Regions from separate parts of the Mus musculus genome. Here regions 2 and 3 are each linked to region 1. The links are chromatin loops, found by intact Hi-C in ENCODE. Cell type or tissue: heart. All regions are shown on one strand.

The links. Peaks named below come from ENCODE experiments on the same cell type or tissue, not always from the same donor. Only the 100,000 strongest peaks of a DNase experiment are listed, where the experiment ranks them.
Region 2: it touches region 1 in a loop (2.0-fold over the local background); 2 of 42 quality-filtered maps call a loop at or near these places.
Region 3: a loop joins it to region 1, with 8 times the contacts of the local background. A loop is called at or near these places in 7 of 42 quality-filtered maps.

What each region holds. Positions count from the first base shown.
Region 1 is chr11:11,840,511-11,848,510 of GRCm38, reverse strand. It overlaps Ddc (dopa decarboxylase), which reads left to right. Exons shown (of 15, transcript NM_001190448.1): 7 at 1,809-1,875. It overlaps Gm51937 (a long non-coding RNA gene), which reads right to left. Exons shown (of 2, transcript XR_003949848.1): 2 at 2,696-8,000. Among named protein-coding and RNA genes, the nearest start is that of Gm51937, 8.2 kb to the right of the region's middle. In heart, a CTCF peak has its summit at 4,070 (motif pointing right); DNase peaks (open chromatin) are centred at 3,300 and 3,890; H3K27ac peaks cover 6,887 bases.
Region 2 is chr11:11,948,461-11,956,460 of GRCm38, reverse strand. Grb10 (growth factor receptor bound protein 10) reads left to right here. Exons shown (of 17, transcript NM_010345.4): 5 at 1,553-1,717; 6 at 4,802-4,958. Among named protein-coding and RNA genes, the nearest start is that of Ddc, 54 kb to the right of the region's middle. In heart, no CTCF peak of the experiment used is centred here; no DNase peak of the experiment used is centred here; H3K27ac peaks cover 7,030 bases.
Region 3 is chr11:11,962,850-11,970,849 of GRCm38, reverse strand. Grb10 (growth factor receptor bound protein 10) reads left to right here. Exons shown (of 17, transcript NM_010345.4): 3 at 208-427; 4 at 3,165-3,318. The coding sequence starts at 234. LOC102631979 (a long non-coding RNA gene) reads left to right here and starts at 3,325. Exons shown (of 2, transcript XR_381046.3): 1 at 3,325-6,297; 2 at 6,334-8,000. In heart, no CTCF peak of the experiment used is centred here; DNase peaks (open chromatin) are centred at 1,829, 4,459, 4,949 and 5,899; H3K27ac peaks cover 7,284 bases.

The DNA.
Region 1 (8,000 bases):
GATCACCTGGTGTCAGCTCAGCAAATACATTTCTGCAACAGCTCCATGTCCAACAAAGTGCAAATTACAGAGCAAGGACATTGAAGCACACACCTGAGCAATGTTCTGGTGTGTCTTAACTGACCCTACCGGTGGCTCTCCGAGAACTATTCTACTCACGCTTGCATACATCTTATGTGACCTCAGTGCATGTCCTCTCTGGTGTGCTTGCTCTGTGTTTTATACACATTCACCGCCACCACCACCAAACTGGGGAGGGCTGGGGGGTCTAAATTCTTTATTCTATGGAAACTATGTTCTTAGTGCCGACAGATACAGCTGACAAAGGAATATATATAGTATAGGAATAACTACCCATGTGACTGAATTACCTCTTTTTGACCCAAAGCACCGTACTCTGGAAATCTTTTGTAAGTCCAGTATGGGCGACCATCCATGAAAACCAGCAGTTCCTAGCCTCACAGCTCAGAGCTCAGATTTGTGTATATTTATGGTGTGTGTATGTGTGTAACTATTTCTGAGGAGACTTGAACACGAATGTACCCACCCCAGAGTGGGAACACATGACAGATTAAAGCAAGACCACCATCAAAGTCCAATATAGTGAACCCATGAGTTTTACTGAGTAAGTATACTACTCACAAGAATATGGGTGAGGGGTTGGTTACAGGAATAGAAATTACTCAAGGCAACTGTATCACCAAAGCCTCCCCCAGCTTAAATGACAGCTGGAATCCTGGTGCATAGGGAAAGCAATAGGCTGGAGTGTCCTTTTCAGGTAGTTCGTTGGTCTGAGCCTCTTCCTGGCAGCTCATCTTGTCTGAGAGTTCTCTTAGAAGTCCTTTCTGTTTATATATGCGTGGAGATGGAGGAGCCTATTGAATCTGGCCAGTTTTAAGGACTTCCTGAAGCAATTGAGTTGTTTACTTCCTGAGCTTAAAGAGCTTGTCTGCAGGGTGATATGTTTGACTTCGCCTTAGAACTTCCTGTGTCTTAAGGAGCATCCCTCCAAGATGGATAGTTTTATCTTGGAGAAAATTGCTGCACAGCAGCGTGTGTGTGTGTGTGTGTGTGTGTGTGTGTGTGTGTGTGTGTGTGTAGACCACAGGAAGACATTGGTGTCTGTATTGTGTTCTCTACCATACATTTAAAAAAAAAATTACACACACAGACACACACACCCACACACACATTATGGGTATGAGTGTTTGGCTTGTATTTATGTATGTGTACCATGTTTGTGCCTGCTACCCACGGAGGTGAGAAGGAAGCATTGGATCCCTGAAATTGGAGTTATTGACAGTCTTGAGCAGCCATGTGAACTCTGGGAAGCAAATCTGGGTCTTCTATGAGAGCATTAAGTGGTCTTAGCTGCTAAGCCATCTCTCCAGCCCTTCTACTACTCTTTTAGGCAGGATCTCTCACTGAACCTGAAGCTCACTGTTTTGGCTAAACCAATTGACCAGAAAGTCCCTAGCATCCACCAGTGTCTGCCCCTCCCGTGCTGGGTGACAAGCTTGTGACACCGTGCCTGGGTTTTATGTAGGTGCTGGGGATGTGAACTCAGGTGCTTTTGATTTCACAGAAAGCACTCTGACCCAGTGGGCCATCTCCCCAGGCCACAGTTCAGACTTCTGTTCATAGGTTTCTTCTCTTTATCCCGTTCGGTATCAAACGATTAAACACACATTCATGGGTTTCCATCTCCATGTAAACATTCATTAGCATTGTACCTGGGCTAACCACTGGCTGCGTTACAACAACAGCAACATGGGAAATAAAAGGGTTGTTTGTTTTTTACCTCCTAGGTGGTCGCTACACTGGGGACCACATCCTGCTGTTCTTTTGACAATCTCCTGGAAGTGGGTCCCATCTGTAAGTATCTAATTCACTCTTCTTTTTGAAAAGTATTCTTGACATGGAGTGGAAAACAAAACAAAAACAAAAACAAAGCTGGGCGGTGGGGGCGCACGCCTTTAATCCCAGCACTTGGGAGGCAGAGGCAGGCGGATTTCTGAGTTCGAGGCCAGCCTGGTCTACAGAGTGAGTTCCAGGACAGCCAGGGCTACACAGAGAAACCCTGTCTCAAAAAACCAAAAAAAAAAAAAAAAAAAAAAAAAAAACCAAAAAACTAAAAACAAGACATGGAGTGGGGAGTTTATCCAACCTTTCACTTTGAGGGATGTTCATCATCAATAATTCTAACCATCATGATTGGCATATCTCGTGTTATATTTACAACAATGTAACCCCATTGGCTTAAATTCACAAACTCAGAGTTTGAGTTAACTAAACAACGGCTAAGCTTAACAACACCAATATATTATGAAAGGGAGAAAGTGTCCAAGCACTTTGTGCTAATATAATGTTTAGGATATGGTGGCCATATTAAGGAAACTAAGCTCTTCAACATTTGGAACAACTACCCCCACTTGAAGGTCCTGTTGCATGCGTGACATACACACAGCATGAATTGTTTGTGCTTGAATCCAGTCTTTAGTCACACCCACTTTAAAGTATCTTTGTTTTTTTAAAAGAAAATAAATTACTGTAAGCCAGAAAATGTTGATGCATGTCTTTAATCCCAGCACTTGAAAAGCAGAGGCAGGCGGATTTCTGAGTTTGAGGTCAGCCTGGTCTACAGAGTGAGTCCCAGGACAGTCAGAGTTGTGTTTCAAAAGAAACAAAGGAAAGATAGACAGGCATAATTTATTGTGCTGTGCTATGCAGTGTGACATTTTCAGTGAGGGTAAACACCAGTTAGAATGCCATGTGTTACTTCTGAGATGTGTACAAGCAAAACAAAGCTTTCCCAATGACTGCCTTGTGGAATGATAAATTTCTCAGACATGCCCATCAGTAAGGAGCACATAGCTGTTCATATTGATTTAGCAAATCAATGCTTTCAAGCTAAACTTCTACAAAGAACACTCAGTTTCAGATAATTTCCTGGGCCTCATGCTTGCCTCCTTCCTCCCTAGATGAGGACATTTTGTCTTTCTCATCGAGACTAGAATTCTGTTTTAGCTGCAAAATGAAGAAATGCCTGTGTTTCCAAAGTTTCACCTTTGATGCGAGCTCTGGGAACTCAGCAGGCCTTGGAACTGTTTCTAAGGCACCAAGGATATATCAGCCCATGAAACTCACCCTTCTCTGTTCCTCAGGGATGTAAAGGCTCGGGTGGAGCTGTCCCTAGCAAGCTCTCTGACCTCAGCCCTTCGACTTGTGCCAGACATCACGCCACCTGCTTGGCATTTGGCTTCATTGTCACTTCGTGTGGGCCAAGCACGTTTCCCACCTCTCCTAACCCCTGATTTACTTGTGGTCTCTTCTTCGGAAAGACTTCTTCTCCCTTGGGTCATTGTTCCCTGGCCAGCAGGAGACAATGGTGGATGTGGGGGCTGGCCATGACCTTAAGCGGCAGGGAAGCTTAGAGCTTACAGCTGCATGTCTTAAATTCTGACCTTCATTTTCCCCTATCAAAAAATTGGAAAGAAAAACGGTTCTCATAATGGTAAAACAGTATTTCCTTCACAGTGCAGCTCAGGGGAGTTCTTGCAGACAATAGGCTGTAGGAAAGGCATGTACTGCGTGTAGTACATGCTTGTACTGCCAGGACCGTGAGGCTAATCACCAACCGTGAGAAGTGGGGTGGACACAGCCTTGCCATTCACTCAGGATTTGGCTCCACCTGTTATGAGCTATGGCACAGCTGTGATTATTACTGGCTAACGGCAGCCACACACAGCAGGCTGAGAACACACTGAACTAGCTGGCCATCCGCAGTATGGCTGTACTGTGGGCCTCGTTAGCTGCAGACCTTCACAAGCTCAGCCAAGCAAGTCGAAGTCCTCTGACTCAGATGTCAGGCCAAGGACTGAATGTCCTGGCCAACAGCCGGCTGATGTCATTCCCCAGGGCTATCAGATTTAAAGCACCGAAGTCTTCTGCCAGATAGAGACTACACGGCTGCTATCCCTGAACTCAATCTGGCTCCCCACAGGAGCAGGAAGATGACAGCCAGCAGGTGGCCCCTGCCATTAATGCTCACAGTGCTGGATGAGCACAGCTCAGGCTGCCCTGCTGTCCTGCAGCTCCCTCTGGCAGGCGGTTCGGGTGCTGTGGGCAGAGCCCGATATGCACTTTGCAGTTTGAGTTCAAACCCAGGGATTGCTCTTAGGACAGTGTTGGGGGTGCTAACAGGCCAACACCTACCCCTTTCATGCATGGCCAGTGTTCATCAGGGCAATAATACTAACTGGTGGTAGCGTCTTATAGTTAAGCCTTTGTAACCCACCGTCTCTAAGCCAATGCCTTTTGTTTGCTGGGGGTGGAAGGCGATCAGCGTTTATTAAAGAGAGAATAAGTTATAGCAGATGGATAGGTGGCAGCCTTAGGTACACACATGGGGACACTGAGGAAGGGGAATAGGTATACTATGGCCTGCCACAGCTTCATCCCAAGGGACAGAGGGGCTTGCAAGGAGGTTGTACGCCATGGTTACCCTGGCCTGACTTCTGCATAATGAGGCATCCTTTTAGAAAATAGATTGTAGTAGCAACAGGAGGCCAATGGCTTTAGAAGCAAAAGGTGGTGGGTGTGGCCTCAGTGGTAATGTGCCTGACATATGTAACTCCCTATATCTGGCTGTTGTGTGTTCATGCTACATCCACATAACTCCTACATGTGTATGTGTGCTGGAGAGCCTGGATGATGGGGCTGGTCTTAGCCAAGCATGTAAGATGCAGAACACAGAGGCATTGTCAGTACTGTCTCCCTTCCCCTTAGGACCAGGAGAAGCCCATACAGAAGCTTCTAAGGAGCATTTGTGAGTTCTTTCTTGTTGGAGTTTGGAGTTGATCCAAGTTGCAGACTTCTCAAGGCGGTCCTTGCGACTGAGTACCCTTGTTTAGACACTAGCTACAACCTGAGGACTCTTCAAACTCCTTTAGACCCCATAAGCTGCTAAAGACTCTAAAACTTACTGAGAACTGTCTCACAGGGATGGTTGAAGATTAGAGATTAAAATCAGCCAAGGAGACACACAGGACAGTCTTGAAGTGTGAGCACACACAGCTTCTGGTGAACTCTGAGGAGTCACAAGGGCATGAAACACTCTAGCCGTATATAATATATAACTATATGCTCTGAGTAACGACATTCCCCTAGAAGGCAAGGCTCTCTAACCTTTTGCTGCTTGTTTTTGTGTAGACTTGGTCCTACTCAGACCCTCCTGGAAGCCCAACTAGAACCTTTAGAGATCAACTCCCCCAGAAGTGAAAATTGCCTGGTGTCTCCATCACTAATCATAGTATCAGACTGTCTGGGGCCAAAGCTCCAGGAAAAAAGAGGTCTATAGGTCATCTCTCAAGAGCAGAGGTTAGATTTTGCACGTAAACTTGATTCATCGTATAGAATATTTTCCTACCTACTGAACCAGGTTTATGGGTGACACATTCTAGAGTGGCTTTAGCTGTTCCCCACTTAGTTGTTGAGACTCAGAGTGAAATGTCTTTCATCTAGGTGCTAAGAAACAAGCTCTGAGATACCTAGGGGTGCAGCCAAGTGGCCTGTTTTCTTTTCAAAAATCATGCCCTTCTCTCAAGGATGGAGGATATGGGATAAGCAACAGAAGGGTGTGAGAGAAAAAAGAAGCCTAAATAGCCTTCTAGACCCTAGTTTCCCATGCCAAGGTATGAGGGTTTCTTGTGGTTGACCCACGAAAACTCTCCATCTTGTTTTGTCTCACCCCTTCATCTGATATCCTGAACGGAACATAAACAACGGCATCTAAGGAGCTATGTTAGAGGACTTCAGCCGAAAAAGCAAATTCTATAAATAGAGGTCTATGTGGAACCCAAGCAGCACCCATGGAAAACATGACATCATCTTGTTTCAGTCCATTTGGGATGCTCCACACAACACCACAGACCCCAGAGTGTGTAAATAACAGGAGTTCACTATTTAAACGTCTTGTGTGTAGAAAGGCAGGAGTAGGGCACTAGTTGATTTGTTGCCTGGCTAATGGGTAGCACTTTCTATGTATAATCACATGGTAGAGGATACGAGCAATCTCTCCGGTGTCTCAGGATTCCACCATGATGATCTGGTCACTTCCCAAAGCCAATGGATCCAAAGGATTTAACAGACATTCAAATTACAGTGTGTCTTGTCTTACAAAGGAGTATAAAGCTCTGCCAGTCTCATGGTTAATCTGAGTGATGGCTGTGATGACCATCCATCACTCATATCCTGTTGCTCCTTGGGGAGAGTCTTGTGTTATCCTAAGGCTGTGTCTCTTGCTGCATCCCACTGTGGGGCAGGGGAGGGCGTGTGAGCACTTGGTGAGTCTGACACCTTCACCCTTGCTTCAGATGACTTGGGTTTCTTGTTGTATCTTAGATTTTGATGGTGTTCTGGCAGAGTGGTATCCACAAAGTTTATGATTCATTTGACCTTGACTTACCAAGAGGTTTAATTTGAAGAATAATTGAACCAAAGCTTTGGAATGTTTCTTACATCCTTTATCAGCAGAATTCACAATGACTTGTTTTTCCTCCCAGCACACACATTAATGATCATCATGTATGGAAAATCAGGGGTGGTTGGGTCATTCTGTATGAATACAAGGACAGCAGGCTCTTCACCTGTGCAGGGATAGCTGCCTGCTATCTTCTCTGTAGCCTCAACCTTCCTATCTTAACTACCTCGTGACTATATTTGGTGCTTGAACTGTTTCTCGTGGTGTGTTTTTCCTAGATAAGATACAAAAAAGCATTACTCACCTCAGACAAGAAACTAATTAAAGGCCCAAATTAACAACTCCACAAACATCCGGCTTGACTGTACATCGACTGTATTGGGTTATTTACAGGCATTTGGGTGAGAAGTTGCTCAAAGGAACAGGGATTGCTCAAGGGCAGCTCCATCACTGAAAAACCAAGCCCAACTTAACTGACATCTCACAGAAGCTGCACCCTGGAGCTTCCAGCATAACTTGTAGGCAGCTCTTCTGGACAGTCTCCTTTCCTTAGCAGCCATTGTTATTAATATAACTTTGGGAGGCTGGGTAGAGTGGGGTGCACATTTTATAAATTTTGTAAATTTCAGAAACTACCAGAGATCGTTGAGTTTGTTTACTTCCTGAGTCTTCCAGAGGCCTCCCTCTGGCATGGAATACTTGTTTCAATTTATATATTACTATACCATACATGAAAATTCAGGGTTTGTTTTGTTTTGTTTTGTTTTGTTTTTTTGAGACACAGTTTTTATGTGTGACAGCCCTGGCTGTCCTGAAACTTGCTTTTTAGGCCAGGCTGGCTTCAAACTCATAGGGATCTCTGCCTCTGCCTTCCAAGTGCTAGGATTAAAGGCCTGTGCCTTTAATGCTCTGCTTGAAAATTAATAATTTTCACTGACTTCTAGGTGATAGAATAGGCAATTTACGAGTATTATTTAATGTATACTCAAAGCTGTATCTACCACCCTTACCCTCAGAATAAAGCTTAGGCTACATGACTAAGGGCACATATATGCTTGCCGAGGAGGCTTTCTCATCCTCAAAGAATGTGAGCACTCTATCTTTAAGGCTCTTGTGTGTGGTGGTGTGGTGGGGGAGAAGGTTAGTGATGATTGTCAACTTGATAGGATCTGGACTCTTGTAGGAGACACACCAGGCACACCAGTACCCTAATTTAGATTAGATTAGCTGCTGGCCAGACCTTTAGAGGATTATCTGGATTAAGTTAATTGAGGTGGAAATCCCACCCTAAAGTGGTAACACAATTCTCTGAGTTAGAGTCCTGCACTTCATTAAAAAATAGAAAGCTAGCTGAGGGCAAATAGTTGTCATTTTCTGCTTCTTGGTCATGGATTGACCAGGATGACCTGCTTCAAGCTCCCATTGTCAGAACTCCTCTATGTTGAACCTCGTAAAGCCAAGTAAAACCGCTCTCCTTTAAGTTGCTTTTGTTAAGGTATTTTATCATAGCGAGAGCAAA
Region 2 (8,000 bases), 110 kb before region 1:
TAAAACTGTCTCATTTATAAAGGGTTTCCAAGGACTTAAAATATTTCCAAACTTTATTGAAAAGTGTACTTGGTAAGATTCTATGAAACTGCATAGACTTTGAAAGCAAGCAGAAGTTACCAGCCAAGCAGGGTTGCCTGTTCTTATGGACGAAGAGCCACCACGTCCATGTCGCTGAACCCTGGGCTTCAGCCTCAGATCTTAGAGACAAACCAGGGCTGTGATTTAAAACTGACCTCAAGAAGACTCAAATTTCAATTAATTTTTTTTTACTAAAATTAATTTAGCCCATCCAATTCATCCTGAAATTTCAAGGCATGAGGCAGCCACCCCCTCTATTTTTGGTTATTTGAAACAAAATCTTGGAGCCTCTGTGACAAGAAGGATTCAAAGTGCTGAGTAGCAGCTGGTTGGTGGAGGAAAAAAGGCCAGCTAGAGCAGAGAGCTCTTTATTCAAATCCTTACCCCAGGACTAACTATTTTTGTCACTGGGAAAGCCCTGCTGCCTGCAGAAAAGCTTCTGATGAGGCTGGTGTGACACCTGCCTTAGGCTAGCTTCCTCTACCTGCCTCAGCATGACTGTACTGCCTTTATCCTTCTAGGTCCTGCAGTTTCACAATAAAACAGTCACTGCTCAGAGGCTTAGTAAAGGATTCCCTGAGTATCCCATGCATGCCCTCCCCAGAACCCCTCTGGCCTTCTGATTACATCCAGCCATGACCCTACAAGATCTCTTGATATAGGAATCATTTAAACAGAGACAACTCAGGGTCCAAAAGCTTTTCTTTCAGACGCCTACCCCTGCTGCAGTTACTGTGCAGTGTCTGGGAAGAATGGACCATCTTGATGCTGGGGTACCAGCCTGTACACCCCCAGGGACCAGGCCGTCTACTTAGGGACGTCTTGCACTGCAGACAGATGGTGAGGGGGGCCAGAGAGGCACAGAGCTTCGAGTGTCCTGTTTTCTATTTTGATAAGGTGGGCCTCTGGCACCAAAGTCAGAAGATCTTTTCAATTCAGTAACAAGATTCCTTAGGTCCCGGTCAGCAGCAGCAAGGCCCATTACAGGAAGCTGTGGTAAGAATCTATGCCAAGACTGGGAGCAAAGAAGCCGGAAAGACCCCCATACTGTTCACCTGCTGGGACCATGAAGACAAAAGGCCAGAACACCACTTCTTACTAAACACCTTCCTTTAAGTCTGCAAAGAAAGGGGCTTTTGTTCCTTCCTCTATATGGTGAATGTATAAGAAATGACAACAGAAAGTCAGGGAACAATGGAACATTTTATTACCTCATGGGGCCCTTATAGCAGAGTGTGTAGTGGGCAAATTCAGCAAAAAGCACCTCCATCCCTCTTGAAAAGTTTTATACTGTTGATGTGATTGTACCCTGTCTTTTTCACATTACTGTTTTATTTTTAAAGCAATTAAGTATTTGGTTCGTTTGTTTGTGATGCTTTCCCGTTGCATCTTAACCAGTTGAGGTCTGCTTTCTAAGAATTGGGAGTACTGGTGAACAGGTATTTAGAGCCCTCCCCATCTCTCTACCAAGTTCCCTCCAGGCTTTCAGCTGTCGAAACTCACCCGTCCAGGTCTGTGGACAAAGACCACTGCGAGATTTTCAAAGAAACAACCTAAGAACCAGTGTCCAACCGACACTGTGAATCCAGTGGCACGGATGCCCACTTCACAGATGGAGAAGCTGAGGCTCAGAAAGGTGGGGTAACTTGTGAAGGGAGTTGTGGCTCCCTCTGATTCTAGAATTGCTGCTTAGTACCAGCCCTAACTGTCATGCCAAAACTTCTTGCCATTGCCAAAGTTACATACATGGAGCATCAGGCTCTGTGTGTCCCACTTACGTCAAAACAATGCTTCAGGGTTCAGATGAGGAAGGTGAGGCTAAGGTAGCTACCTAGATTTCAGGATGAAGTTATGGCTGTCCAGCTTTCCACCCCTTCCAGTACTATATAGATTCATGTATGCCCTGGACAATTCTCCCATGGAAAATAGCTGCCAGGGTTATGGCTCTCACCCTGCTGAAATATGAGTCGCTCGGGGCCCAGAACCTTGCTCTCGTTGAGAAAACCTTCTGTATCCACCCTGGGTAAGAAATGAGAGCATTCAGTGTGCCTAAGAGGCCCAGGCTGCTCCCAGGAGCTCTTGGCCCAGGATCTTGCACAGACCTATGAAATATACAACCCTTACTTGATTCCTTAATGAGCCCCAGCACAGCTCAGAGGTCTGCTAAAGAGACAGATGACAGTGTGGCACAAAATGCTTCACCTAGAACCCTCCTTTAAAAGATTCCATGGAAGGACGTTGGAGCTGCACACAGCATTAGCTTTGTGCCTTATATATTTGCTACAAAACGTCCCTTCTGTAGCTTCCAGCATTTACCCAGATCAACACTGCTGGTATGTGTAATGGTTTTTCCAGAGTTCTGTCTTGGAGGTTGTTTGGCTTGTGGGCAGCAAGCCCTGTGGAGTTTGGGGAAATAGCCAAAGAATGGTGTGTCAGTTAGAGTCTATAACGGGAGGTGTGTACTTTTCTGTCTGTTCCCTGTCACAGGCTTTGGGGTTCAGGGGGAGGCAAGGCTTAGCTATTTGCCCATCACGTACTGCCCTGTCCTGCCAACCTGGCTTTTTGCAGGAATCTCAAAGCAATGGCGATAAACCTGTGACAGAGTACGTGTTAGTTTGTACTGCCCAGACTATATATAGATCAGGGAGAGCGGTTGGCTGTGGAGCATTTGAGGGAAAAAGAAAGAGTTTAAAGAAAAATGCAGTGGGCTGAAAACAGACTTTGAAGCGTGGAGCCACGGCTGATCTGGGCAGGAAAAGTGGCGAGTAGACTTGGGGAGACATGAGACACATACTTCACCGCCACATAACTTTCCTGGAGGAGACAGTGTTTGCTGTAACCACATAAATGTTTCAAAGCTTAGGAAAGGAAGAGCATTCGGAGAGCATTCTGGGGGGTGGAAAGCTTCACTGACTTAGGAGGCCCTGTACACTGCAAACCAGAATATCAAATGCATTTATACTTTCCAAATTTCTGTTTCTTTTATGTTAAAGCATTTTAGAAAGAATGTTCTTGCCTAGAGACCACAGACATATTTTCTTGATTTGAATTAAGTGTTAGTTCCTAGACGGAGTCAGTCATTTGAGCTGGTCAAGGCAAACTTTCACGGAGACATAAATTCCAAAAGAGGGAGTGGTATTTTTCTTTAAACGTGAAAGAGAGTTTGAAAGCAAACCCTAAAATTTTTCTTAGTCAGGGAGTAGCAGGAGTAGAGAGGCCCTTTGGGTTCCCCAGCTTGTCTTGCATAGAGAAGGATCCTTCCTGAAACCCCTGAAGCACCTCTACCCCAACTTTTCTTGAGTTCAAAGGCCAGAGGAATATGGCCTTCCTCTACCCAGCCTCGTGCTACCTTGTCCTTCAGCAGTAGGGACCTTTTCTACAAGATGATGTAGACATAGGTCCTACCCACAGGGCCATAGTACCCTCTATAGTGCTGGCTTGACTCTTTCATAGAGCCATCCTTCTAACCACATAAACTGGAGACAGGACCAGAGAACTGGGCACCTGGAGGGAGTTTATCAGGACAATCAATAGTCAGCTGATGGCAGACTCAGCACTAAAGTTGCCACTGATGGGGCAGTTGGGGACAAAGATTAGTAGGAGGTTGGTCAGAATGCAGAGAGCCTCCAGCCTGAGTAGCCTACTAGGGTTTCACCACCCAAGGATTTTTGCAGTCATGCTGTGTCATTGCTGGTGTCACCAGTCTCATCAGCCTCAGCCCCAGGTCCCCCTGCAGAGAAGTGAGGGACGAAAGCCCACAGGTGGTTATATCAGTGCTAGCAAGGGCAGAAATAGGCTATTGAAGTGATTGATTCCTACCACAGGGTCGAGTAAGATGGCAGGCAGGCAGAGGCAGCTTTTACTAAACAGTGAGCCCAGACTCAGAGCAGGTAGGGAAACACCAGGAACAATCTACAGGCAGTAGGCAGTCACAGTTCAAACTGTCACTGTGTCCTTCTGACTGCCTATTCCATGCTGTTGGGATAAGGTCCTTGGCAGATAGTTGTTGTTGCTGTTGGGGGTTGTTATAGTTGTTGTTTTTGTTTGTTTAAATACATCTCCTAAAGACTGCATCCCCATCAACTGGAGAAGGTAGATTTTTTTTTTTTCTTAATCTCCCAAGATTTCTATGCCTTTTCCCCAGGAACTATTTGGTTTTTGTGGATTTGAATAGGACCTGGAAACTATAGCTTATTTTCAATCTTGGAGGAGAAAGATCAAGCAATTTAATGACTAAATTCTTCCATGCCCCTTTTCATCAGTCTAAATATTAGTGTATCCCTAATTCATTTATCTCAGCTTCCTCCTGTCTCTCAGGAGCTATGAACAGTATAGAGCTAACAGGAGTTGCAGACCCTTTGGGCTCTGGGGATAAAGAGAAAAGAGTCACCACAATTCAGGACAGGAGGGTCAACCCAGATATTTGCTAAGTTTATAAAAGTCTAAGCTGTCTAACCTGGGACCACCTGTAGTGTTTTAGTGAGTTACTCCCTAAGCTAGACTGGCAGCTTGGCTGTGTACTGTCGTGCCTATGAGGTTCCCTGGTTCCTCCAAAGAGAGGAAAGGGGATCCCATAGCCCTTGACCTACATCTGTGGAGCCAGAAACCCCACTTGTCCGTGTGTTGAGACACTTGTGTATTTTTGTTTTATCTTGTCTGTTTTTCCTTTATGTAATTGCCGAGTTGCTTCATATGTTCTTGTCCCGTTTGTGTGTTGCAGGATGTCAAAGTCTTTAGTGAAGATGGGACCAGCAAAGTGGTGGAGATTCTAACCGACATGACAGCCAGGGACCTGTGCCAGCTGCTGGTTTACAAAAGTCACTGTGTGGATGACAACAGCTGGACTCTGGTGGAACACCACCCACAACTGGGATTAGGTAGGGGACTGGTTTCCTAGCTTGGGAATACCACCTGGGGACTTCAGTGTGTGATCAAATGGGTACGCCACAGCCAAATGTAAATGTGTCATTTCCTGCCACATTGGCTGGTGGTCAGTAGTTGCTCTCCATTCCTTCTGGCCGCTTCTTTTCTCCTAAATTGCACTTTTCTTCCTTCTAAGTCCTCTCCCTCTGATACTCTGAGAATTTCTTCTTGAGCTCTCAGAGCAATAACTTCCCAAAGGCTTAGCCTGGGTCAAAGGTTCTTCTAGATGTCCAAAGCCCTGAGGGAGCTTGCTGCCCACCTGTGTGTTAGAGCCCATTGACCACTGGATTACAGCTGCCCAAATCAGAGAGTAGCTCACTCTGATGATAGGAAGAAGGGAGTCATGATTCCTTTGTGGTAGGGAACAGGAGTCAGGATACTATTACAGAGGCCTCTCATAGACGTATAATGCTTACATAGTGTCTTTGTGAGATGGCACCTGCACTGTGTGCGCACATGTGCACAGGCACGTACATGTCTGTATCTTGTCTGTGGAACAAGAGTATATTTTAGTCTGTAGAACATTTGAAGGTCCCTTTTCTGTGCTCAGTTGGTTCATCTCAGGTAAAGAAGCTTGTCAGACTTTTGCTTAAAATCTTATTTGCATGAAGTCTGAAGCCTGCAAAATCATGAGCAGGTATTTAAAAACAGAATTTTCACTCAATTAAGCTATAATTTTCCCATGTCTACCATGTCTTAAGAGAGAAATACTAAATTTCACAGTTTTAAATTCTGCTTATAACCCTTTTGAAAGATTAGTAAAGTGGATTGCAACCTCTTGGCTTAGAATATTTGTTGAATTGATTGGCACTCTTCCAGCAGATAGTATACAGTTTTTAAGCATAGATAATGTGATGTGAGCTTGAGCCACGATTTTTCCACCTCTCTTTGGACTTCCAGATACCAGTAATGCTTTGCTGCAAGCACACAGAACTCTAGTGGGTGGTTTCCGTTACTTTTCCAATGACTACAACAGGAAAGTTTGTGGGGGGGGGGGCTATGGGGTGGGAGAGGGGGCTTGCAGTTTGAGGATTTAGTCTAGGATAGGACAGGTCATGACAGCAGGATTACATTTCATCTACAGAGAAGAGGCAGATAGGGATGGCTGCTAGGTCACCTTGCTTCCTTTGAGTTCTGGACCTAGTCTATGGCCTGGTGCTGCCCACATTCAGAATAGGAGCTCTCCATATAGACTGTGGGTCTCCTCTTCCTGGCTCAAACCCCTCTGGAAACCCCTTCACACATTGTTCCCAAAGGCATGTTTCTTAAATGACTCTAAATCCAGCCATACTGACATGAAGTTTAACCATCACATTCATCTTTCCCATCTACTACCTATGTGTGTGACAACTGAGCCTTTCCCATTGCCACTACCTACCTTCTGCCATATTCCTTCACCTGCTCCATAATGACTGAACTGCACTGTGACAGGTACTTGTGGTGTACAGTCTGTGGGTATAATGGCATGCACTGAGAAAATCAGTACAGATACACACAGAGGTCTTACTGTACAGGGACAGCCTGGACATTGCACTCAATTCAAGGGTTTCTGATTAGAGCCCTTGATGTGGAACCACCATACAGTGCATAAACTAGATAGTAAGGCTTTGAAAAGAACTAGAACAAGAGCGCCTTATTTGAGGAAGTAGAAAAGAGGACACCCATGCATATATAGCCTTCTGATGGCAATATTTCTGTCCCTTTCTTTGTTCTTTTCTCAGTCATTTTAAAAGTATACTAGTGTACTTTAAAACTAATAGTATTTTATTTTGAAGTCAAACTAAAATGGGGAAAATATAAAAGAAAGAATAAATGAAATTATTTTAAAAGAAACAGGAACCTTTGGGTTAAATTTTGACAAAAAAGAAATTAATGAGCCTCACAAAGCCAGAATCTAGAAGAACTGCATATGTGTTTAGACGGTTTCCCTCTGGTGTCTTTTCCACACTGGTTCCTCTCTTGTTACTGACAGTAAAACACTCACCACCTAGGCTAGTGTGTGTGGTAGTGGTGGTGGTGATTCAACCTATCATTTAATTAAAACAAGGAATATAGCTAATTAGCTCTTTAAAAGGAAACCCTGTTTCTGCCAAGGTTGCACAGTGGTCTCTTGTCAGGGTCCTACTAGTGAAGAGATGTGGCGCTCACTCTGTGGTTCCTCTCAGAAAGCCCTCCTCAGAATCAGCCGCCCTGCTACTGAGGGCTGAACCACAGGTCTGTGGAAGGCTCTTTGTAATGGATGTTGCTCTAGGGTGAGTTTCTGGGTCCTGGCCTGAGGCGTGGGGCCTCACCTATACTCAGTGTAGCACCACCCTGCCCTACATTCCTGGGACTCACCGTCTCCATGGAGATAACTCTCTTGGGCAATTCTATATTGAGCCTTCTTATTAGGGAGGAGGACACACAGGGAAATAGCACAATGTGCAAGTCTTTCAGGCTAATTCTAAAACAAATTATGACCCAAAACTGTGACAAATGGGAGCATAAGGATAGTATTCTGATAGTTTTAGTTCATAGGTGACCTCAAATTAAGGTCTTCAAAACAATTACTATGCTGATTTTAGCAGCTGATCTACTGGAAACTTACCCAGAAGTTAAAGTCTTTTAGGTAGACACAGTTGCGCTCGTGTGACCCAGCTCCCTTTTCACTAGAAGAGTCTGTAATGACCTACTGTGGTTACTGTGGACTGATGGAGAAGCAGTGACAGAAGTGTTCTTGCCCTGTCTTCCTTGTACCGCTTGGTTTCTCCACCATTTCCCAGCTTCCTGGGGAAGGAAACTGGAGTGGATGTTGCAGCTGGTTTGCATGAGGAGCCACAGTGAGGCCCCTCTGGGGTCCACAGACGAGCAGGGGGAAAGCATGATCCTTCAGGGCTGTATGGGCTAGCTTGGCAGTCGCTGGATACCTGAAACCACAGTGGGGCCCAGTTTCCCCTGCCTCCTTCCCGGGCAGCAAGCCCTCCCCTGTGTACGTGCAGTATATGTGCAGCTTCCCC
Region 3 (8,000 bases), 120 kb before region 1:
TCCCAAATGGAATAACTTCATTTTGAACTATACATGTAGTATGTATACACACAGACTTAACTTGTATTGTATGTTACTAATATGATTTCATAGTAATATTAAAATACTATTTGGTTTAGGAGCCTGATCATCCAAAGATAACCATTTTGGTGGAACTCTATACCCTCACTGACATTTTTTTCTTCTCTTGCCATTTTTTATGTACAGAGCATGGTCTTGGGCTTCAAGTACTAATGAACAACGATATTAACTCGTCCGTGGAAAGCCTTAACTCAGCTTGCAACATGCAGTCTGATACTGATACTGCACCACTTCTTGAGGATGGCCAGCATGCCAGCAACCAGGGAGCAGCATCTAGCTCCCGGGGACAGCCACAGGCGTCCCCGAGGCAGAAAATGCAACGCTCGCAGCCTGTGCACATTCTCAGGTGGGCCAGAACATGTGCTGTCTGCACAGACAATGCGCTCTGCTCTCCAAATGGTGATGGGCAGTGACTGTAAAATCAAGTTAGATGAGTTTGTTCTCTTAATAGCAGCTACAGTTGTTGCCCTATAATCTTGAGGAAGCCGACCCGCAGTCCTAAAGCCAAAGCACAGTCCTGCCCCCTACCCTTGTTTACTGTAGTTTTCCCTACACACACAGAACAATGGTGAATTTTGGCTTATTAATTAGACACTATAATATGTACAACAATAATTAATAGTACAAAAGAACAATTATAATGCTAATGAAGTCATATGAGTGAGTTCTATCCTTCCTGTTGTGATAGTGAAGTGACACAAAGTGGTAAGATGGAAGGAAGAAAGTGGGATAGTTGTTGTGATACACAAGGCTGCTGTTGACCATCTGTGGCTATGTCATCAGAATTTTCAAGTCATGCCTCTGCCAGCTGACCTCAAAGAACTAAAAGTGCAGCTCTCAATGGCTTTGGGTATGCTGTGTAACATTTCAGCGTTTGGTGTGAACTTGCTGCCTGGCTTAGCAGCTATACCTTTTCCTGAGCTCCTGATTCACAGCAGATTCCTTAACCATGCTCCAGGTTCATGTTCCTCAGAGTATTGTCTATAGACCAGCTACAGTGTCCTCCAGGGCCTACTCAAAAATGTACAGTCCCCAGAGTGGTTCTGTTTTGTTCTTATCCCTAGGAAACTGAACAGAAATGCATAGCTGTGTTAGCAAAAGGAGAGTCCTGGAACCTTGAGAGAACTTCCTGGGAGGTGACAGATCTCTGATCTGAGTTCAAGCTAGTCAGAAAGTGGAAGGTTGGAGAGTGGAGGCAAGGAGAAGATTAGAACATATAAGAAAGGATAGATTTTGGTTTAGGTAGTGCAATTCTGACTTGGAGAGTTAAGGGGCAGGAAAGAGAGAGCAACATGGCTGCAGAGTATGTCGTGACATGAAAGCCATCTGAAGAACCTACAGGCCTGCAAGTGATGGGGCCCCGATATGAAGAAAGATGCAGTTAGGTGACAGCACTGCAGAGCAAGAAGCAGTCACGCTCTGCGAGTATGTGACATTTATGTGGAGTTAGAGAGCACAGAAGAATAGGAGAGCGGCTGGGTTGTGTTGAACAAAAGCAAACAGCATAGTTAAGAGTGTTCAGTAGATAATAGTTTTGTTGAGAGGAAGATGTGGAGCCTATAGTCATCTCTGGTTTATAAAAGCAAGCTGAGAAAAGGAGTGCTTGAGGAGCACTGCCTTTGTCTGGCTCCTTCTCAGGATCCCATGAGTTACAGGCTTGCATGACCGAGCAAGGATCATGAGCTCTTAATACAAGCTTGCCCCTGCCTCGCTGGGAATTCACAGATGTGTGTGCAGTCGACTATGCTTGGGATTGTTGCCCAGCCTCTGTCCAGCTGGAGTTCCAGCGGTTGTACTTTCTCAGCACTGCCTATTCTGGGACGTTCTGCTCCTCCCTGCTTCCAGAACCGTCTAAAAGGGTTCTTTATGGTCTGACATTAAATCTTCTTCAGCCTCAGTAACCAGCTCCCCTAGGTGTCCTTTCCCAGGATGTGGGTGCTGGGTTCACACTGCTGAGGGGCTCCCGGTGATTACAACAGGCTGGGTGAGCTAAGTGGAGGAAGATATAAAGGAAAAGTCTGCAGGAGGCCCAGACATCCCACAGGCTAAATGATGGAGCAGGAGGAGGACTTTGGCGAGGGAGAGAATTATTTTCAAGTGGATGAACCAGGCAAGGTTTTGGAAGCACAGACACCTCCACCTCCCAGGTCCTAGCAGTTTTGTAGCCATCTTGATATCTCTGGGTCCTGGGTCCTCTCCACAGACACTTTCATTTTGCAGCTTCAGGGACAGCCTCTTTTGATGTGAGCCTCTGTAACAGGGATTGCTTTCATCTTTTCATAATGCCCCTTAATTACACTTCTGGGCAGTGTCTGTGAAATGTTATAGCATTAAAAAAATTAATGAGGTTAAAAATGGAAATAATTTATAAATTTTCAATACACCCTAATAAAGAAGGAGGATTCTGTGGGCTGCTGGAACATCAGAAACAGCCCTGTCTGGTTCTGTAGATCAAAGATGGTGAAGCTGAAACTGCTACAGGAAGACCAGGATTTGTTAACAGTAAAAAATGAGCTTTCTGCCACATCATCAGACTGGTATAGGAACGACTTCCTCACGTATCACAACACAGATTCCCTTCATTCCTTGAGAGAGCTGGTATCTTAAAAGTCAGAGCATATGTTGCATAGTAGCCACCTTTTAAAGTGTTAGCGAACACTCGGGATTAATGGCCAATCCCCAAAATATTCTCATCTTAGAGAACAGAAACTGAACTCTTTAATAGCAGCTCCCCCCTCTCTTTCCTCTGCCCCTGCCATTCTACGTTCTGAATTCAACTGTTTTGTATGCCCTGTACAATGGAGTCTGCCAGTGTGTGTCCTTCTGCTACTGGATTTATAGCATAGGTCAGAATTCCCTTCCCTTATTGTCTGGATAATTTTCTTTTTAAGGCTACATGATATTTCATCACCCATTCACGGTTGGACAATTAGGCTGCTTCCTGATTTGGGCCACTGTGAATAAGGCTGTCATGAACATGGTTGTACCAGCATCCACAGAAACCCAGCATTTCCTTCTCTGGGGCGTAGACCCAGCAGGTGTGTGCTAGGATGGCAAACTAGTTTTTGACTCCTTCCTTATAGGCGCCTTCAGGAGGAAGACCAGCAGTTAAGAACTGCATCTCTTCCGGCCATCCCCAACCCATTTCCGGAGCTCACTGGTGCGGCCCCTGGGAGCCCTCCTTCGGTTGCTCCTAGCTCCTTACCTCCTCCTCCGAGCCAGCCACCTGCCAAGCATGTAAGTGGTCCCTGACTACAACACAATGATGCATTTCTTTGTGGAAAAAGGACAGAAGTTCTAAGATAGCCTCTTTGGGTTGATACTGAACTTTTTTTTCATGAGTTCTTTTAATGTGTTGGCCAAAATTCAATTTACTAAGTTAGGAATGTATCAGGGTAATTTTGCAAAAAAAAAAAAACAAACAAACAAACAAACAAACAAAACAAAAACAAAAAACAAAACATTAACTATGCACTTATGTATCATTTATTTATTTATTTATTTATTTATTCCTGAGGACAACATGTGTGCTATGATGCATATATATAATTAAAGAACAGCTGGGCATGGTGGCACACGCCTTTAATCCCAGCACTTGGGAGGCAGAGGCAGGTGAATTTCTGAGTTCGAGGCCAGCCTGGTCTACAGAGTGAGTTCCAGGGCAGCCAGGGCTACACAGAGAAACCATGTCTCGAAAAACAAAACAAAAAAAAAATTAAAGAACAATTTTCATAAGTCAGTTCTCTTTACACCATACGGGTCCTGGAGGATTGAACTCAGGTCCTCGGGCTTGTCACCCAAGTGTCTTTAGCCTCTCACCAGACTGAGGAATGCATCACTGTGTTCAAAGAATCTTTTGATTGTTTTGTTGTTGTTGTTGTTATTTATTGTTGTTCTTGCTGCTGCTGTTGTTTTTTAATTAATGATTTGATGTTTAAGGATGATTTTAGCTCTTTTAAAGAAGTTGTGTGACCAGGTCATCCGGGTCAATCAGCCTTTCTGCTATGGCACACCGCTGGGCCTTCCTGTGCAGGCACTCTTCAGTATGGGATACAATCAGAGCTTCCATCTTGAGGTCTTGACTTCAAATGCAGCCTGCTCAAGGCCAAAGAATGGCCACTTGACTCAGGAGATAATAACTGCCCTTTTAAAACTTGTTTCTCATTTGAAGTGGTACTATGAAGTAGAGAGCTAGTCACTGCCCCCATGTGAGAAACTCCCCAGTGACAGCCATTCAGCTTATCAGAGACATGAGCAGGGGAATCGTGGCATCTCAAACTCCCTTTAGCAGTGAGCTAGGAACAAGATGGCCCAGGGCTCAGCAGCATACCACACCCTGCCTGCTGCAGGGAGTAGAACATAGACAGTGACTTTACATGGAGGCTCTGCTCTGTGCAGCGCATGGGCTGCTGTGGTGCTCACTCACTTACTGCTGTAAGTCAGTACAGATGTCAGTCACCTACAGTAAAGTGAGGCTGGTGTCAGCATACAGTTGTGTCTGACCTAGTGTTTCGGCCTAGAGTCCTCACAGGCTTCCTGCTACCTTAGCTGCCTCTTTAAAACTTGCAATTTAGAAGATTCTGTGTTTTCCCACTAGACCCATTTTTTTCCACTTGCCCACCTCTGCTGTTCTCTAACACGGCGGAGCCAGCCAGTCCCATTCTCTGCAGTCTAGTGGCATACAGCACCAGGCTCTCCAGCAGTAGGCTTTTTTCTAATACTCTGCTGGCTTTGGAACACTGCTCCCCATGAGTGCCTCTCGAGCCGCCCGAATTACAGCACTGTCAGACTTAGAAGGTGAGGTCAGTGTCCCTTGTCTCGGAGCCAGCACTGTCCTGGCTTCTGCACAGGGTCACATGCTGAAGTGCATCTGGGCTGTCTACCTCCCTGGTGACCTTCTGCCTTGAGTAAGGATCCTGATGATCGTGCATGGTTTGTCCCCGAGGTTGTTTACAAGTTTCCTGTCCTGAAGTAGACCACAAAAGTACTGTCTGGCCCTCGCCTTGGCTAGCAAGAAAATGAGCCTCCTCCCCACCGATTGTCCAAATTTGTAAGAATAAGGAAACCCGGGAATTTTGCCTGCTCGTGTTTTTCTTGGGATCAGAGTTGGCTCTTCATGAGAACAGTGCACTGGCGTGTTTGTCGTCAGATTCCTCAAGCCAACTGGGACCAGTGAGAGCAGGGAAGGTGTTTCTCACTTGTGGAAGGCTGCTGTTCTTTGTGGCTGTTTTTAGTTTTATTGTGTATTTATTCTTTGATAACATCATACATGTAAATTATATATTCTGATCAATATCTATTTATTTAGTGGGGGGCACACATGCAGTACAGTGAGTATGGACATCAAAGGGCAATTAATTAAGGACTCAGTTCTCTTCTCTCATATAGATCCATGGCTCAAATCAGAGTAGTACCCAGGTGCTCAGATATGCAGAGCCATCTCACCAGCCTTTTTGGTTTTGTTCTGATCCACTGAGTTTTACTGAGGGTCAAGGTTATTTACCAAGCATGAGCAACTTATTAATGGCTACACCACTGAAGAAAGTCATCCCGTACAGGGGCTATGCCGATAGTGTAAAGTGAGCTAAATCCCGCTTGCTACCATCCAACAAACACTGCCCTGAGTACAGTTTGTCTGGAGGTCTGTGTACTCAGCAGCCTGGTGGGACAGCCTTAATTGGGAAGGGTGTGAGGGACCCCATTTCACTGAGGACTGACATAGTTACACATGACAATGGCACTAAAATGGCTACCGGTTGTATGCATTTCCAAGTTGTCTCAGCCACTGTCAGGATATATTTAGCTGCAGAAAACCAAACCTGGCTGGCTTCCTTCATGAGGACACTTAACTTTCATGGAGTAGGATATCTGGGGCAGAAAGCAGAAGCTGCCCTGACCTTGTTCCCTGTTGTGGAACTTAGACACTATCTCTGTAGGCAGAGCAAGTGTGACCAAAGTTGGGCCTGTCATTAAACACAACCTTTCCACCTCAGTAGGCGAACCAGGGGCTTGAACACATGCAGTGGTGACAAGGGAAACTGAGGTCCTATCTGGAGTATGCTGACACACCAGACATAGCACCAGACATAGCCATTGCTGACTTGTACTGTTCAAGGGCAGAGCTTCTAAGACATTGGGGGGATCAAGGGAACTCGGGAGAGGAGGTCTGATTCATGCTAGGTAGTGCTATAGGAGAGGAGGTCTGATTCATGCTAGGTAGTGCTATAGGAGAGGAGGTCTGATTCATGCTAGGTAGTGCTGTAGATGGGACCTTTTCTGAATTCATAACAAGCTCAGCAATGGCAGACCACACATTGACTCCTTAGAGCATGTTTTTCCCTTTGCTATTTAAACACAATTACTCTCATAATTTTTTGTGCCCCATCATTAATGGTGCATAAATACTGCCTCAACTCCAAACAGTTCTTTTCTCTTTGCTTCATTTTAAACATTAATTTTCTGGAACTGAATTGATGGCCTTAAGCAGGATTCTACTTCTGCGCTTACTGATGACCTCCGGGGTCTGCCTAGGCTTAACCTGCTCTTCTGTGAATGCACTGCCACTCGAGACCTCTGTATAGTGGGAAAATCTAATCCCGGCTACTATGTGCAGAGTAGACTCTCCTCTGCCCGAAGGCCTCAGCCATACATTTACTAGTCCTCCTGCTTTCGGTGCCTTCACAGCTAGGTGTGTCATCTTTTCTGCTGCCTTTTGAGATCTGAAGTATGGAGACCTAGATCTAGCCGAGGTTTAACTTGAGTTCTGGGATCCCAGCTTGAGGCAAATTGTGGCTGTTTAGAGAAGTCCCTGGACTGTAGCTAGAAATGAGACGGGGATGCCCAGTGAGACAGAGACAATGCCAGTATCCCGTGACAGCCCAGCGTAAGATATATCAGCTCATCCTGTGTCAAAAGATAAAACCCTCTGCTTGGCACCACCCCTTTCTCCTCTGACCTCCTACTCACTCACATCTCTCCAGGGAGGCCCTGCCTGGTTGCCTGTCTCCTCTGTAAGAGGCAAGCCCAGTGTGTAGAGGGTGAGCCCAGGCTCATGCAGTAAGGCAGGGCTGGTGGCCCCTTCAGAGCAGCAGCATCTCAGTTCCCTATCTGTCTGAGGAGGCTGGTGTCACTGACCCTAGCCTCTCAGACCAGTGGTGACATTAATTCAGCACATAGGAAAATGTAGGCACAGTGCAGCTGCTTCCTATATTTGATACAAGACCTAACGCCACAGCTGCCACTGTGGGTGCTTATTTTACCCTCTTCTCTTGTGGAATAGAACAGACCACCAGAGACTTGCTCAAACAGCAGCCAAGACCCAAGAAGGGCAAGGCCACTTTGCAGAGTCAGTAACTAAAATGTCAAAAGAATAGAATCTGTATCTGAGATCACTCACATGTAAGACCTTTGTTGAAGCAAGGTGCCACAGCAAATCCCAAGTAGCAGAACACCCCTGAGGAAACTGAACATTCGTATACCATCTCATTAGGAGTACCCTTGTGAGTTTTCCAAAAGCAGCCAGGCAAAACCACTAGCTTGGGCTGGGGGTATAGTTCTGTGGTGCAGCATTTGTCTAGCAAGTACAAGGCTGTAGGTTAGGAAACATGTTTATTCCATAGTTTGGGAAATTTTGCATTTTCCCCCACGTTCTTGGGAATTCACATTTCCTACTTGATCTTAGAAGACCTGAAAAAGTGAACAAAGAAAACTCAAATTAATCTAGAAATTTTTGAAGGAATTAAAAAAACTTTACATATTTTAAGTATTTATTAGATATTACATATTATAAAAATACATAAAAACAGTTCCCACTGAGCCTACTTTGAATATGGTGCTAAATTGCCCAAGATAAAAGTGAAGGCTGCCCCTGACTGTCACAGTTGATTGGTGGTGTTACTAAGTGCTCAGAGCCCCGAGCA